2 separate regions of the Homo sapiens genome follow, and region 2 is linked to region 1. A link is an interaction called in ENCODE POLR2A ChIA-PET data of the cell type or tissue named here. Cell type or tissue: PC-9. All regions are shown on one strand. Each heading gives the region's core, and the rest is flanking DNA. Links, peaks and the distances in the headings are about the cores only. Region 1 holds the start of LOC105378911 (a long non-coding RNA gene). Region 2 overlaps LOC107985189 (a long non-coding RNA gene).

Region 1 (6,847 bases), core at 2,848-6,847:
TAAGAGAAAGGACAAAAGTGTGGGCAACCATCTCTGATCCTGGCCAAATTCTTTATGGTAGATTAAACATGGTCACAAATTATTTGCTGCTTCTCAGAGGTGGGGTTCTGTTTCCTCAACCTTTGGATCTGGCCTGCTTTTGTAACTTGCTTTGACTAGTGGCATGTAGCAAAAGGGATGCTTTGACCAGTAGAATGTAGCAGAAGGGATGTGGCATGTGTTCCAGATGGAGTGCAGGATGCACTACCCTAAAATATGGTGCCTTGACATGTGAAATAATTCGGCTGGGCATGGTGGCTCACGCCTATAATCCCAGCACTTTGGGAGGCTGAGGCGGGTGGATCACCTGAGGTCGGGAGTTCAAGACCAGCCTGACCAACATGGAGAAACACCGTCTCTACTAAAAATACAAAATTAGCTGAGCGTGGTGGCGCATGCCGGTAATCCCAGCTACGCAGGAGGCTGAAGCAGGAGAACACTTGAACTCGGTAGACAGAGGTTGCGGTGAGCCAAGATCACACCATTGCACTCCAGCCTGGGCAACAAGAGTGAAACTCCATCTCAAAAAAAAAGAATTCAAGCTGAAGAACTGAATGGACAAACAGCATGTGCAGGGGTGATTGTGCTGGGTGTGTTGCCTGATATGCAGAAAGTCAATGCACCAAGACTCCAGGTTGCAGCAGAGAAAGAGGTTTAATTGTAAGGCCACCAAATGAGATGAGAAGAAACCTCAAAACCACCTCTTCAAAGAGTTTGGGTCTAGAGACCTTAAGGGGTTTGGACGAGTAGTGGGCCAAGGTGTCGATTGTTCAAAGAGTGAAGGGTGATGTCATAGGATGGAGGTGAAGAAACTGCATTTTTTTTTTTTTGAGACAGATTCTTGTTTGTCACCCAGGCTGGAGTGCAGTGACACGATCTTAGCTCACTGCAACCTCTGCCTCCTGGGTTCAAGCCGTTCTCCTGCCTCAGCCTCCCCAGTAGCTGGGATTACAAGTGCACACCACCACGCCCAGCTAATTTTTGTATTTTTAGGGGAGACGGGGTTTCACCATGTTGGCCAGGCTGGTATCGAACTCCTGACCTCATGATCTGCCCGCCTTGGCCTCCCAAAGTGTTGGGATTACAGGCGTGAGCTACCGCGCCCAGCTGAAGAAACTGCATTCTCAGACCGACTTGGTTCCTTGGTGTGGTCTTTGGACTCATTGGCGTTAGTTCTGAAAAACATCTCAAATGAAAAGTTGTAAGGCTCCTAAAGTCAAAGTTCCTATCTACAAGAACAATAAGTAAATTCATGGTTTATGTCCTGGCCTACATGGTCCATAAGAGGCTATAGGGAAATGAGTCATAGGACAACCTGACTAATGCTTAATCTATACTTTTATCTAAAGCCTGGCATGTAATTATTGTTAACACTATGGGGAAGGTTTAACAGGGAAGGTCTCTCTGACCTTCCCCTGACTTTCTCCCATGAAGCAGGCCCTAAAAGAATTCTCTGACCTTCTTACAAAATAAGGTCATAAGACCCTATTTGCAGGGCCTCCTTCCTATACCCAGAAGAAAAGAATGAAGACGCAGAGATGCCAAGAAGCTGTGAATAAACAGGCCTTGTTAAGTTCTCTCCAGTTTGTTACCATTACTGTAGCAGGACAAGTCGCAGACAAAACTCCTAGGACACCGGATTAAAGAAGGAAGAGGTTTTTATTGGGCTGGGAGTGTCAGCAGACTCGCGTCTTAAGAGCTGAGCTCCCCAAAAAAGAAATTCCTAGCCCTTTTAAGGGCTTACAACTCTAAGGGGTCCACGTGAAAAGGTCGTAATAGATCAAGTAAGTGTGAGGAACGTGACTAGGGGCTACATACATCAGCTAACAGAACAAAAAGTTTTACAGTGCTTTCACATACAATGTCTGGAATTTACAGATAACACTAGTAGTTTTGGTCAGGGGTTAATATTATTATTATTATTATTATTCTTTTAACCACCAGGGCCAGGTGGTGGCGCCAAGGTCGTCTAGTTATTTATCTTATTTCTGTTTCTTTCCAACTTTTTGCTTTCTCCCTTTTCTCCTGTCTTATAAACTAGGGAAAAGGGGAGGTTGGGGAGAAGCTGGGAAGGACAACAGGAGAAGTGGTGGTCTCATTCTATTAGATCATACCCACTTTTGTCCAATCATACTGTATGATAGTCCACTCTACACGAACCTAAGCATAAAAATACCGTTTTTTTTCTGTTTCTTTGGGTCTTCATTTCCTTATTAAGTCTCTCATATGATGTAAAACTTATTAAATAAATTTGTATGCTTTTCTCTTGTATTTAATATTTTGTTATAGGGATCTCTGCCACAAACCTAGGGTGATACTAGATAAAGATGCTAATTTTCTCCCCTACAGTGACTTTAGAGATTAGGACCTAAAGGCTTGGTGGCTTCCCTCTCACTGTCTCCTGGATCTCTCATTCTGGTGGGAGTTAGGCGCCATGTCATGAGGACATTCAAGGAGCCCTCTGGGGAGTTCCCATTGTGAGGAGCTGAGGCTTCCTGACAACAACCAACACCAACTCGCCAGGAGAGGAGAAGAGCAGAAGACAAGGGAAGCAGGTAAAAAGAAAGGGGGTGATGAGTGGAGAACATTGAGTAAGGCTTTGTGCAAAATTGTAGCTGTCAGATTTGGAATCCCCCAGGTTCTCCTTTAGAGGCCTCTTTAACTCAAGGTACACAAGGCCTCAAACTCTTTTTAAAAAAAAAAAATTATTTTTTTTTATTTCAGGGCCGGGCAGGGTGGCTCACGCCAGTAATCCCAGCACTTTGGGAGGCTGAGGTGGGCGGATCAGGAGGTCAGGAGTTCAAGACCAGCATGGTCAACATAGTGAAACCCTGTGTCTACTAAAAATACAAAAAAAAATTAGCTGGGCGTGGTGGCGCGTGCCTGTAGTCCCAGCTACTTGGGAGGCTGAGGCAGGAGAATTGCTTGAACCCGGGAAGTGGAGGTTGCAGTGAGCTGAGATGGTGCCACTGCACTCCAGCTTGGACAAGAGAGTGAGACTTTGTCTCAAAAAAAAACCCAACAAAACACACACACACACACACACACACACACACACACACACACACACACAGATTAGGGAAGAAGACCCCAGCTGAGAGAGTGGCCATATTGAAGAAAGTGGATTCATCTATTAGCTCTGAGATCAAAATGCAGCTGCCTAGTGATGACAATAAAGGGAACTTGCAGTGAAAGCACTTGAGTGGTCTAAGCTGATGGAAGGATGGGAAGAGTGGTAAGAGGCCGGGGATGCCAGCAATCTCTAAGGATAAGAATGAGAAGCCACGGCTGGGCGTGGTGGCTCACATCTGTAATCCCAGCACTTTGGGAGGCCGAGACAGGTGGATCACGAGGTCAGGAGATCGAGACCATCCCGGCCAACATGGTGAAACCCTGTCTCTACTAAAAATACAAAAATTAGCCAGGTGGGGTGGCACATACCTGTAATCCCAGCTACTCAAGAGGCTGAGGCAGGAGAATTGCTTGAACCTGGGAGGCAGAGGTTGCAGTGAGCCAAGATCATGACACTGCACTCCAGCCTGGGCGACAGGGCAAGACTCCGTCTCAAAAAAAAAAAAAAAAAGAATGAGAAGCCACTTAGGTATTCAGCTGGGCTTGGACTCAGGGAGTGAAGATAACAGAGCTATGTCTATCTTGGAAATCAGTCTCCCCATATCCACCTCCAGTCTAGGCCACAGAGGATACAGGTAGGCCTTAGTGGAACTAAGTGACACTGCCCTTCCTTTGAAATCTAATCTAAGATTTGCGTCTCATGGTACTGTATTTAGGGTGGGCAGTGAGGGAAATTTCAAGGTGTGGGAAAGGTAAGAGAGTGTGCAGCCGGGCATGGTGGCTCACGCCTGTAATCCTAGCACTTTGGGAGGCTAAGGTGGGAGGATCACTTGAGGTCAGGAGTTCGAGGCCAACCTGGCCATCATGGTGAAACCCCGTCTCTACTAAAAATACAAAAATTAGTCGGGCCTGGTGGCATGCACCTGTAGTCCCACCTACTTGAGAGACTGAGGCAGGAGAATCACTTGAACCCAGGAGGCAGAGGATCCAGTGAGCCCAGGCTGTACTCCAGCCTGGGCAACAGAAGGAGACTCTGTTTAAAAAAAAAAAAAAAAAGAGAGAGAGAATGTGGGTATATGGGTGATGAGAAGCCTCAGCTATTCATTTGTCTGTCTAGAGAGTTCCCCATCAGGGCATAGGAGAGAAAAAAGTATTGTCTTCCTCACCCATTGCTAGGTTCACAGATGACACCCCATAACAAAACGCAGATTAATAAGAGGAAAGCATAACAAATTTAACAAGGTTTTATAAGACATAAGAGCCTTCAGAAATGAAGACCCAAAGACCCAGGGAAAATTGTGTTTTTTTAAATGCTAAGTCTGCTGAAAGAAGTAGATGATTGTGGAGAACATGACTGGACAAAGGGTATGATCTAATGGTAATAAACTGGGGTAGGGGAAGTAGGGGAAATATGACAAGATCTGTTTGTTCAGATTGTTCTTGGCCACTCTGAGTAGCATTCCTTTCTGCTGAGTAGCATTCCTTTTCTCTGAGTATGGGGCTGGGCCAGCCTGGAATGAGGGTCTTATGTCCTGCTTTCAGGTGAGGTAGGTTAAATAATTCCTTTATGAAAGCACTGTGCATGAGAAAGCGGGGGGAGGTCAACGTGATCTTGCTTCTTTAGTTTTCTTAATTGCCAAGGTGCCATATTTTGGGGTGTCATGTTCTGAGTCCCATAAGGGGCAGGATTACCTTCAGGTGAGGAAACATAAAATTTTAGGAGGCACACACTCTCAAGATCATATAAGCGCAAGATGGGTCCTTGAGAATGAAAGCCTCACTTGCCTCACCCTTGTCCAAACCTTGATCTCTACACCAACTCTTCTTTGGCTCTAATCATGTCTTAAAAATTAACAAAAAAAATGGCCGGGCGCAGTGGCTGACACCTGTAATCCCAGCACTTTGGGAGGCCGAGGCGGGAAGATAACCTGAGGTCAGGAGTTCAAGACCAGCCTGGCCAACATGGTGAAACCCTGTCTCTACTAAAAAATACAAAAATTAGCTGGGTGTGGTGGAAGGTGACTTAATCCCAGCTACTTGGGGGGCAGATACAGGAGAATCGTTTGAACCCGGGAGGTGGAGGTTGCAGTGAGCCGAGCTCAAGTCATTGCACTCAAACCTGGGAGATAAGAGCGAGACTTCTCTCAAAAAAAAAAAAAAAAAAAAAAATTAACAAAAAAGTTTAACAAGGCCGAGTGCGGTGGCTCATGCCTGTAATCCCAGCACTTTGGGAGGCCAAGGCGGGCGGATCACCTGAGGTCGGGAGTTTGAGACCAGCCTGACCAAAATGGAGAAACCCCGTCCCTACTAAAGATTCTAAATTAGATGGGCGTGGTGGTGCATGCCTGTAATCTCAGCTACTCGGGAGGCTGAGGCAGGAGAATTGCTTGAGCCTGTGAGGTGGAGGTTGCAGTGAGCCGAGATTGCGCCATTGCACTCCAGCCTGGGCAACAAGAGCAAAACTCTGTCTCAAAAAAAAAATAAAAAAATAAAAAAAAGGCTGGGCGCGGTGGCTGGCCAGGCGCGGTGGCTGGCCAGGCACGGTGGCTTACACCTGTAATCCCAGCACTTTGGGAGGCCGAGGAGGGTGGATCACCTGAGGTCAGGAGTTTGAGACCAGCCTGGCCAACATGGCGAAACCCTGTCTCTACTAAAAATACAAAAATTAGCCGGGCTTGGTGGTGCATGCCTATAATCCCAGCTCCTTGGGGGCTGAGGCAGGAGGATCGCTTGAACCTGGGAGGCGGAGGTTGGAGTGAGCCAAGATTGTGCCACGGCACTCCAACCTGGGCAACAGAGCAGGACTGCATCTCAAAAGAAAAAAAAATTAACAAAAACCAAGCTCCAGTCTTTCTTGCTGGACAGCTGTTTTCATCATGTTGAGCCTCTGGTACTGCTTCCCTTGGCCTATGCCCTCAAACCTACTGTCAGGATATGGGCAGCAAACGAACCACTTCTCCAATATTTTTTTTTTTTTGAGGCAGAGTATCACTCTGTCTCGCCCCGGCTAGAGTGCAGTGGTACTATGTTGGCTCATTGCAGCCTCCGCTCCCAAGTTCAAGTGATTATCCTGCCTCAGCCTCCCAGGTGGCTAGGATTACAGGCACTCACCACCATGCCTGGCTAATTTTTTTTTTTTTTTTTTTTGTATTTTTAGTAGAGACGGGGTTTTACTATGTTGGACAGGCTAGTCTTGAACTCCTGACCTCAAGTGATCTGCCTGTCTCAGCCTCCTAAAGTTCTGGGATTACAGGCGTTAGCCACCACTCATGGACTCCAACTTTCTTCATAGTCTTCAAGTTGTTTTGTCTACTCTAAGTTTGGGTTGTTGTTTTTTTTATTTTTCCCTTTCATATGAACTTTAGAAGCAGCTTGTCAATTTTTTCTGTAAAATATTTTTTAAAAAAGATTTTGATTGGGATTACACTGACTCTTGGGATAGTAGAAAAACTCAAACCATGTTCTTCCACTGTTCTCACACCACAACAATCAACCCAGGATTCTTCTGGGACCAAATGTGTGTTGGTTTCTCCTCATACACCAAGCAATCAATTCTGCAGCAGATATCTGCTGCGTGTCCTCCAATTCAATTGAATTCTGACATTATCTACCTGGAAATAGCTTCAGAAACCACAGGTTGAGGGCTCAGTCCCACAAGAACACCTCTTCCTTCCCACTAGTCACAAGACCACACCTCTGTACGTTTGATCAGCTGACTTCAAGATGGAGTTCCCAT
Region 2 (7,302 bases), core at 1,190-5,189, 120 kb before region 1:
CACAACGGGAGAGGAATTTGCCTCATGATGAATTGTACCTTGAGTCACATCCAAATGTTATGAAGATGATATTTAGATGAGACTTCAGAGTCAGACTCTAAAGTTGATGCTGGAACAAGTTAAGACTTTTGATGTTATTGGGATGGAATGATTATATTTTGTAAGTAAGAAGGACATATATTTTGGGGGGCCAGGGGTGGAATTCTACAGTTTGTGTCTCCTCCAAAACTCATATTGAAATTTAATCTACAATGAAACACTCTTTAAGAGGTAGGGCCTTCAGAGGGTAGGCCCTGAGGGCTCCACTCTCACAGTGCTTTAGAAGAGGACTTGAGGGGGTGGGTTTGCCCCTTCTGTCTCTTCCTCCATGTAAGGACACAGATTTCAGACCCTCTGAAAAATGCAGCAACAAGGCATTATCTACTAGTGGCTTGATATTGGACTTTGCAGACTCCAGAACTGTGAGAAACGAATTCCTATTATTTGTAAATTATCTAGTCTTAGGTATGTTGCTATAGCAGCACAAACGGACTATGAGACTCAGTAACCAAAATGACTCAAATTATATCTTGTGGCTGAACCATGTGGAATATTAACCTCTGGGGTTGTGTGACAGGTAATAACAGGGTTGGGGAGCACATTAGCTTATACCTTCCTCAGCCTAAAAATGATACATGTCATTTCCTTGATAGGCCATTAGCTTGCTGTAATCACATGATCCAAACCTAACTGTAAGGGATGCTGGGAAAAGCAGGGGAGCAGTGGAATATTTGATGAGTACTGTTTATACAACAGCAGTTCTATAAATATTTCCTTGAGGGCAAGAATCTGTTTTATTTACTGATATTCCCAAACATCTAGAAAAGTGCCTGACATTTAGTGTTCACTAATAATTACTGAATCAATTAATTGATGAATTAATAAATGGCATGTGAAGCTGGTATGAATCTATTCTGAAAAGTTGCCAGATAGAATGATATGCAAGTTCAGGTTAATATTTCAGCAACAATTAGTGTTAACAAGAAAAAGGTATTTTGGTAAGAATTTATTTGAAGTTGACTAACATTCTCAAATGTAGTTACAGATTACATAACATCTTTTTTACAGGAGCTTAACAGTTCTTTAAATTGACAAAAATGTGAGGAAAGACAACAGTTAATTCTAAAAGCCAGTTTGGATTTTTTGTTTCATTTAAAAACAAACAGCCTGTGGCCGGGCACGGTGGCTCACACTTGTAATCCCAGCACGTTGGGAGGCCAAGGTGGGCAGATTACAAGGTCAGGAGTTCGAGACCAGCCTGGCCAACATGGTGACACCCCATCTCTACTAAAATTACAAAAATTAGCTGGGCGTGGTGGTGCGCACCTGTAGTCCCAGCTCCTCGGGAGGCTGAGGCAGAAGAATCGCTTGAACCCAGGAGGCGGAGGTTGCAGTGAGCCGAGATCGCGCCACTGTACTCCAGCCTGGGCCACACAGTGAGACCCTGTCTCAAAAAAGAAAACAAAATGAACAGCCTGCAGTCTTCCTAGAAATGACTGTTTAGGGAGTTGGGAACAGCTTGCCATGGAGAGAATTTAAGATTGTCATAATAGGAAAAGGTAAGGAGTAGCGAGGTAGGGGGAAACATTCAATAAACAGCAGTCCTTTTCACTCTAATAGAAAAACCTGTTCTCAGTTTTACCAGCATATTTAGAAAGGCACAAAGAGTTCAATATTGGAGTTTTCAGAAAGGAATCTCAAAGTGATTATGAGATGTAATCATTCATCTTTCATTCATCATCCAAATAGGTACAAAGCACAATGCCCAAGATTGTGCTAAGAATCGAGGTGCAAAAGATAGGATTTCTATGCTAATGAAACTTCTAGTCTAATTGGGAAGATAGACATTGAACAACTATTACAATAAGCGTGACATTGGTTGCAAAAAGGGAAGTGCCAGGTGCTATAAAGTGACAGACTGGGGAACTACGGGTTTTGGGCAGTAGAAAAGTAGGATCTGAAACAATCTCAAGAAATTGATGTTTCAACTTAACTCCAAAAGATAAGGACGATTTATTTGGCAATGGAAAAGTGAGGGGAAGACAACTCCAGACGGTGGGAATAGCCTGTCCTCACAACCCTACTATGAAGTCACACAGGATTACATGCTTAATTATATAGCTGGAGAAGTTGCAGAAGAAGAAAGTGACTTGTTCAAGGGACACTGTTTAACAGGGCACTTAATTAGGACCATAGGCCGCATTCCTAACCTTTTTAGGGCAAGGCACACAATTCTCTTTCTAAGGAAGACTCTCTTTCCTCACCAAAATAGTAGCTGAGTCAATCACTCCTATAGCCCATCAGGCACATCAACCAAGCATGAGCTATACTGATATAAAAGATATCAATTTATAATCTGTCCCACAGCTTTCAGGATGAGAACTAAAGAGCCCTAAAGGTCTCTCATGTAGGAAGAGGGTGGTGTGTAGTGGCAGAGAGGGAAGCTTCATCAGTGAGAGCCAAGTGCTAAAAGCAGCTGCGTGTGACATTTCCGTCAGCAGTCCTTCCTCCCTCATTGTGTATGAGACACACATCAGATGCTCTGGTTTATGATTTCAGCTTCAGAGTACATACCCTTTGAGATCCAAGCTCACATATCTCTTCCGGTGGCATGGTGCCTTTTTATTAACTGGCTTTAAAACCCATCTCGGAGTAGTAACTACCCAAATGCTGAGAATATTGGGACCCCTTTCTCCTACCCTCATGGTTTGGAAACGTGTGGACTGGTTGACTCTCAGGCCCTAGGTGCCTGCCTAGTCTCCCTGCTTGCTAGAAAGTGACAAAGCACATGCTACCAAAAAGATTCTGCACAGATGCCAGAATCATGTCAGAACACAAGGTCACATACAGTACTGTCTTCCCCATTTATATCAGCCCAGAGGACAATCTACTCTCTTACCTTTGGAAGACAAAATAGAGGCTAACTTTTGGAGGTCCTAGGTAAGCACCACTTTATTTTTCATTTTCCTTTATTTTTTTGAGACAGAGTCTCACTCTGTCACCCAGGCTGGAGTACAGTGGCACCATCTCTGCAACCTCTACCTCCTGAGTTCAAGTGATTCTCCTGCCTCAGCCTCCCAAGAGTAGCTGGGATTACAGGCGTGGGCCACATGCCTGGTTAATTTTTGTATTTTTTTTTTAACCTTCAGGAACAATTTATTCCATTTTCTAGGAGTTACTCTCTGACTTCTGTCTTTCATTTGGCCCTGTAGTAAATGCTGTAATGTTCTGTTCAGGTGAGAACAATCCCAAGAGACAAAAAGGAGACAGATTTCAAATCGGCTTTGCCCTCCAATGGGAAATTTAAGGACAAGTATTGCTGACTCAGAGAAAAAAATGTCTTTTTTTGCCTTAAGTACTCATCTCCTCCCTGGTTAATATAATAACTTTTTATAAATATGACTTCAAAAATCCATTAAAGGAAATCTTAGTACCTGTAAAGAATGTAACATATTCTGATATGTGAGATTTCTTTTTATTATTATACTTTAATTTCTAGGGTACATGTGCACAACGTGCAGGTTTGTTACATATGTATACATGTGCCATGTTGGTGTGCTGCACCCATTAACCCATCATTTACATTAGGTATTTCTCTTAATGCTATCCCTCCCAATTTTTGTATTTTTAGCAGAGACAGAGTTTCGCCATGATGGCCAGGCTGGTCTCAAACTCCTGGCCTGGCCTCAAGTGATCCGCCTGCCTGGGCCTCCCAAAGTGCCAGGATTACAGGCATGAGACACTGCAGCTGGCCAGCATTTAATTAGGTAGATCAGATTTAGGGAAGGTCAAGTTTTTGCCCTTTCATATTGTGTTTACTCCCCCAGGTAAATTAAAGTAGGAAAAATCCATTATTTACGGCTGGGCGTGGTGGCTCACGCCTATAATCCCAACACTTTGGGAGAATTGCTTGAACCCGGGAGGCGGAGGTTGTAGTGAGCTGAGATCGTGCCACTGCACTCCAGCCTGGGCAACAAGAACAAAACTCTGCCTCAAAAAAAAAAAAAAAAAAGAAAAATCTATTATTTACAGGGGAGATAGAGGAAAGTCCTTATAGGCTTTTGCTTCTTTGATTTGATAGCACAGATCCTGATTTCACTGAGATGCCAGCAAATGAAAAGATAAGGTTGCATACTGACTTGTCTCTAAAACTTTAAAAGTTCCTGATACAGTTCCTCATTTCAAAATGTATTACTTTAGAGATTTCTGTTATGTATTTGTGTTGAAATCTGTTACTTGCTTCCAAAAGTGCTTGGTCATATAATCTCTCAGATTACTTCCCCAAATTATCCCAATACTTCTCAAATTATCTCAATGGTAATGAAAACCATTGGAAAATAAATGTCAGAGTTTTCTTTTTTTTTTTTTTTTTGAGACAGAATCTTGCTCTGTCACCCAGGTTGGAGTGCAGTGGTGCGATCTCACTGCAACTGCCTCACGAGTTCAAGCGATTCTCTTGCCTCAGCCTCCTGAGTAGCTGGGATTACAGGCATGTACATCGATGCCCAGCTCATTTTTGTATTTTTAGTAGAGATGAAGTTTTGCCATGTTGGCCAGGCTGGTCTCTAACTCCTGACTTCAGGTGATCCATCTGCCTTGGCCTCCCAAAGTGTTAGGATTACAGGCATGAGCCACCGTGCCCAGCTAAAGAGTTTTCTTTTCTTTTTCTTGTTTTTTTTGAGATGGAGTCTCATTCTGTCACCGAGGCTGGAGTGCAATGGCTCGATCTCTGCTCACTGCAAGCTCTGCCTCCTGGGTTCATGCCATTCTCCTGCCTCAGCCTCCCAAGTAGCTGGGACTACAGGCACCCACCACCAAGGCCGGCTAATTTTTTTTATTTTTAGTACAGACGGGGTTTCACCGTGTTAGCCAGGATGGTCTCGATCTCCTGACCTCGTGAGCCACCAGCCTTGGCCTCCCAAAGTGCTGGGATTACAGGCGTGAGCCACCGCGCTCGGCTGCCAAGAGTTTTCTTTTTAATAAACAAAATTATAATAATGACAATAATCTGTTCTGAACTAAACGGCAGCAGTGTCTGAACACCAAGACTGTTTGCTTTATTAATAGGTGGCCACATTTTGTTTTGTCTCAGGAATCTGTTCATAACCAGATATTAGACAGAATTTTGGATTATTTGAATGATGGGTTGGCTCTGGAAGGAGCATGCTAAAGTTGGGTGAGGCTATATAAGGGCTTCTTAGTCCACATTATTTCTCAAACCTCCATAAGTACATATATGTCTGGAGTAATAGTAACTATTTCTTAGTTTATGGCAAGGTAACGTCTGGTAAAATCCATTCATTTAGTCTACAAATATTCAAAGAAAACCTACTATATTCATTGTACTGATGAATAAGATACGATTCCTGACTTATATGTATAATTTCGTAGAGACTATTATATACTAGACTGAACTCCAAGGTCAGGGTTTAGGTCTGTTTCAATTTCCATTTTATATCCAGGGATAGCACAGAATCAGCCTCATGGTAGGAGCTCAATAAATAACTGGTTGAACAGGCCAAGCGTGGTGGTTCACACCTGTGATCCCAGCACTTTGGGAGGCCGAGGCAGGTGCGTCACTTAAGGTCAGGAGTTGGAGAACCAGCCTGGCCAACATGGTGAAACCGCGTTTCTACTAAATAAATCCAAAAATTAGCCAGGCGTGGTGGTGTGTGCCTGTAATCCCAGGACTCGGGAGGCTGAGGCAGGAGAATCTCTTGAACCTGGGAGGCAGAGGTTGCAGTGAGCCAAGATCGCACCTTTGCACTCCAGCCTTGGCAACCAGAGTGAAACTCCATCTCAAAAAAAAAATTAGTTTAATGTCTAAATATATGAACAAAAATGTACATGATGTTAGCTTTCTAACACAAAGATGTATACCATTTTTTGACAACGACATTTTGTTTGTTAATCAAAATTACATCAAACATTTCTAACATCAGCCATCAATAACCCATACTTTAGCCAGGCCTGTGGGAAGTTAATTTTAATTTTTACTTCCTTTTCTTTTCTTTTTTTTTTCTGAGATGGAGTCTGGCTCTGTTGCCCAGGCTGGAGTGCAGTGGTGCAATCTCAGCTCACTGCAACCTCCTCCTCCTGGGTTCAAGCAATTCTCCTGCCTCAACCTCCCGAGTAGCTGGGATTACAGACATGCGCCACCATACCTAGCTAATTTTTGTATTTTTAGTGGGGACGGGATTTCACCATGTTGGTCAGGCTGGACTCAAAGTCCTGACCTCATGATCCACCAGCCTCGGCCTCCCAAATTGCTGGGATTTACAGGCACGAGCCACCGTTCCTGGACCATTTTTACTTCTTGTAATCAGACTGTGGCCTTCAGGGAAATTAACACTGGGGAAAAAAGGATGATGTTTGAAAGAAAGGGATATTTAAATCAACACTATGAAGTTTTATTTAGAGGTTTTATTTAAAACATGCTATTCTGAAGACAACTACAAAGTGTGTGCATGGTGGGGTTTTTTCATTTTATTTTATTTTATTTTTTTTGGCAAATGCCAATTCAAAAATAGGAAGAGGCTGTGGGCAGAGTGGCTCCCGCCTGCAATTCCAATGTTTCAGGAGGCCGAGGCAAGAAGATTCATTGAGGTTATGAGTTCAAGACAAGCCTGGGAAACATAGTGAGTCCCCTTATCTACAAAAAATTTTAAAAATTAGCTGGGCATGGTGGTGTCTTCCTGTAGTCCTAGCCCCGCAGAAGGTTGAAGTGGGAGAACTGCTTGAGCCTAGGAGTTTGAGGTTACAGTGGGGTATGATCATGCCACTGCACTCCAGCGTGAGCGACAGAGCGAGACCCTGTCTCCAAAAAAAAAAAAGAAAAGAAAAGCCATGTCACCATGCTATTTAAGATATAGCTTTTCTCTTTCTCTTTATCCTAAACATTTTCTATCTCTTTTTTCAGACTTAAAAGAGCTCTACTTGCCAGCTCCTGCATTATACATAAATAGAAAGGAAGAAAGATGAGCTAAAGATCCTGGAAAGTAGAAAATCCAATTGTTATTCTGGATTCTAAACATTACCTGTGTGGCCTTGGATAAACTTGAATCTTTTCATATATAAAACAAAGGAAGTTGAATTAAATTATTTCTAACCCACCCTCCAGTTGAATATTCTATGATTTCATCTGACAAACCCTCCCTCTTTTCATCCTTGTTGTGTGTGAAATGCTCCATCACTCATCACAGATGCTTAAAATAAAATAGCTCTCTCTCTGTATAGAATGTCTGCCTTTTTTTCTCCAGATAG

Evidence for each region. ChIA-PET counts read pairs that join two places held together with the same protein. Peaks named below come from ENCODE experiments on the same cell type or tissue, not always from the same donor. Only the 100,000 strongest peaks of a DNase experiment are listed, where the experiment ranks them.
Region 2: POLR2A ChIA-PET joins it to region 1 with 8 read pairs; 2 of 35 experiments call an interaction of 5 or more read pairs at or near these places.

What each region holds. Positions count from the first base shown.
Region 1 is chr1:112,864,035-112,870,881 of GRCh38, reverse strand. The region is part of intron 1 of LINC01357 (long intergenic non-protein coding RNA 1357); the gene reads right to left. LOC105378911 (a long non-coding RNA gene) reads left to right here and starts at 2,498. Exons shown (of 3, transcript XR_001738192.2): 1 at 2,498-2,594. RefSeq lists silencers at 1,241-1,535, 5,129-5,329 and enhancers at 4,552-5,061, 5,574-6,083. In PC-9, for the core only: no CTCF peak of the experiment used is centred there; a DNase peak (open chromatin) is centred at 4,571; H3K27ac peaks cover 2,885 bases.
Region 2 is chr1:112,978,585-112,985,886 of GRCh38, reverse strand. It overlaps LOC107985189 (a long non-coding RNA gene), which reads left to right. Exons shown (of 2, transcript XR_001738193.2): 1 at 1-2,979; 2 at 6,959-7,272. Among named protein-coding and RNA genes, the nearest start is that of SLC16A1-AS1, 26 kb to the right of the region's middle. In PC-9, for the core only: no CTCF peak of the experiment used is centred there; no DNase peak of the experiment used is centred there.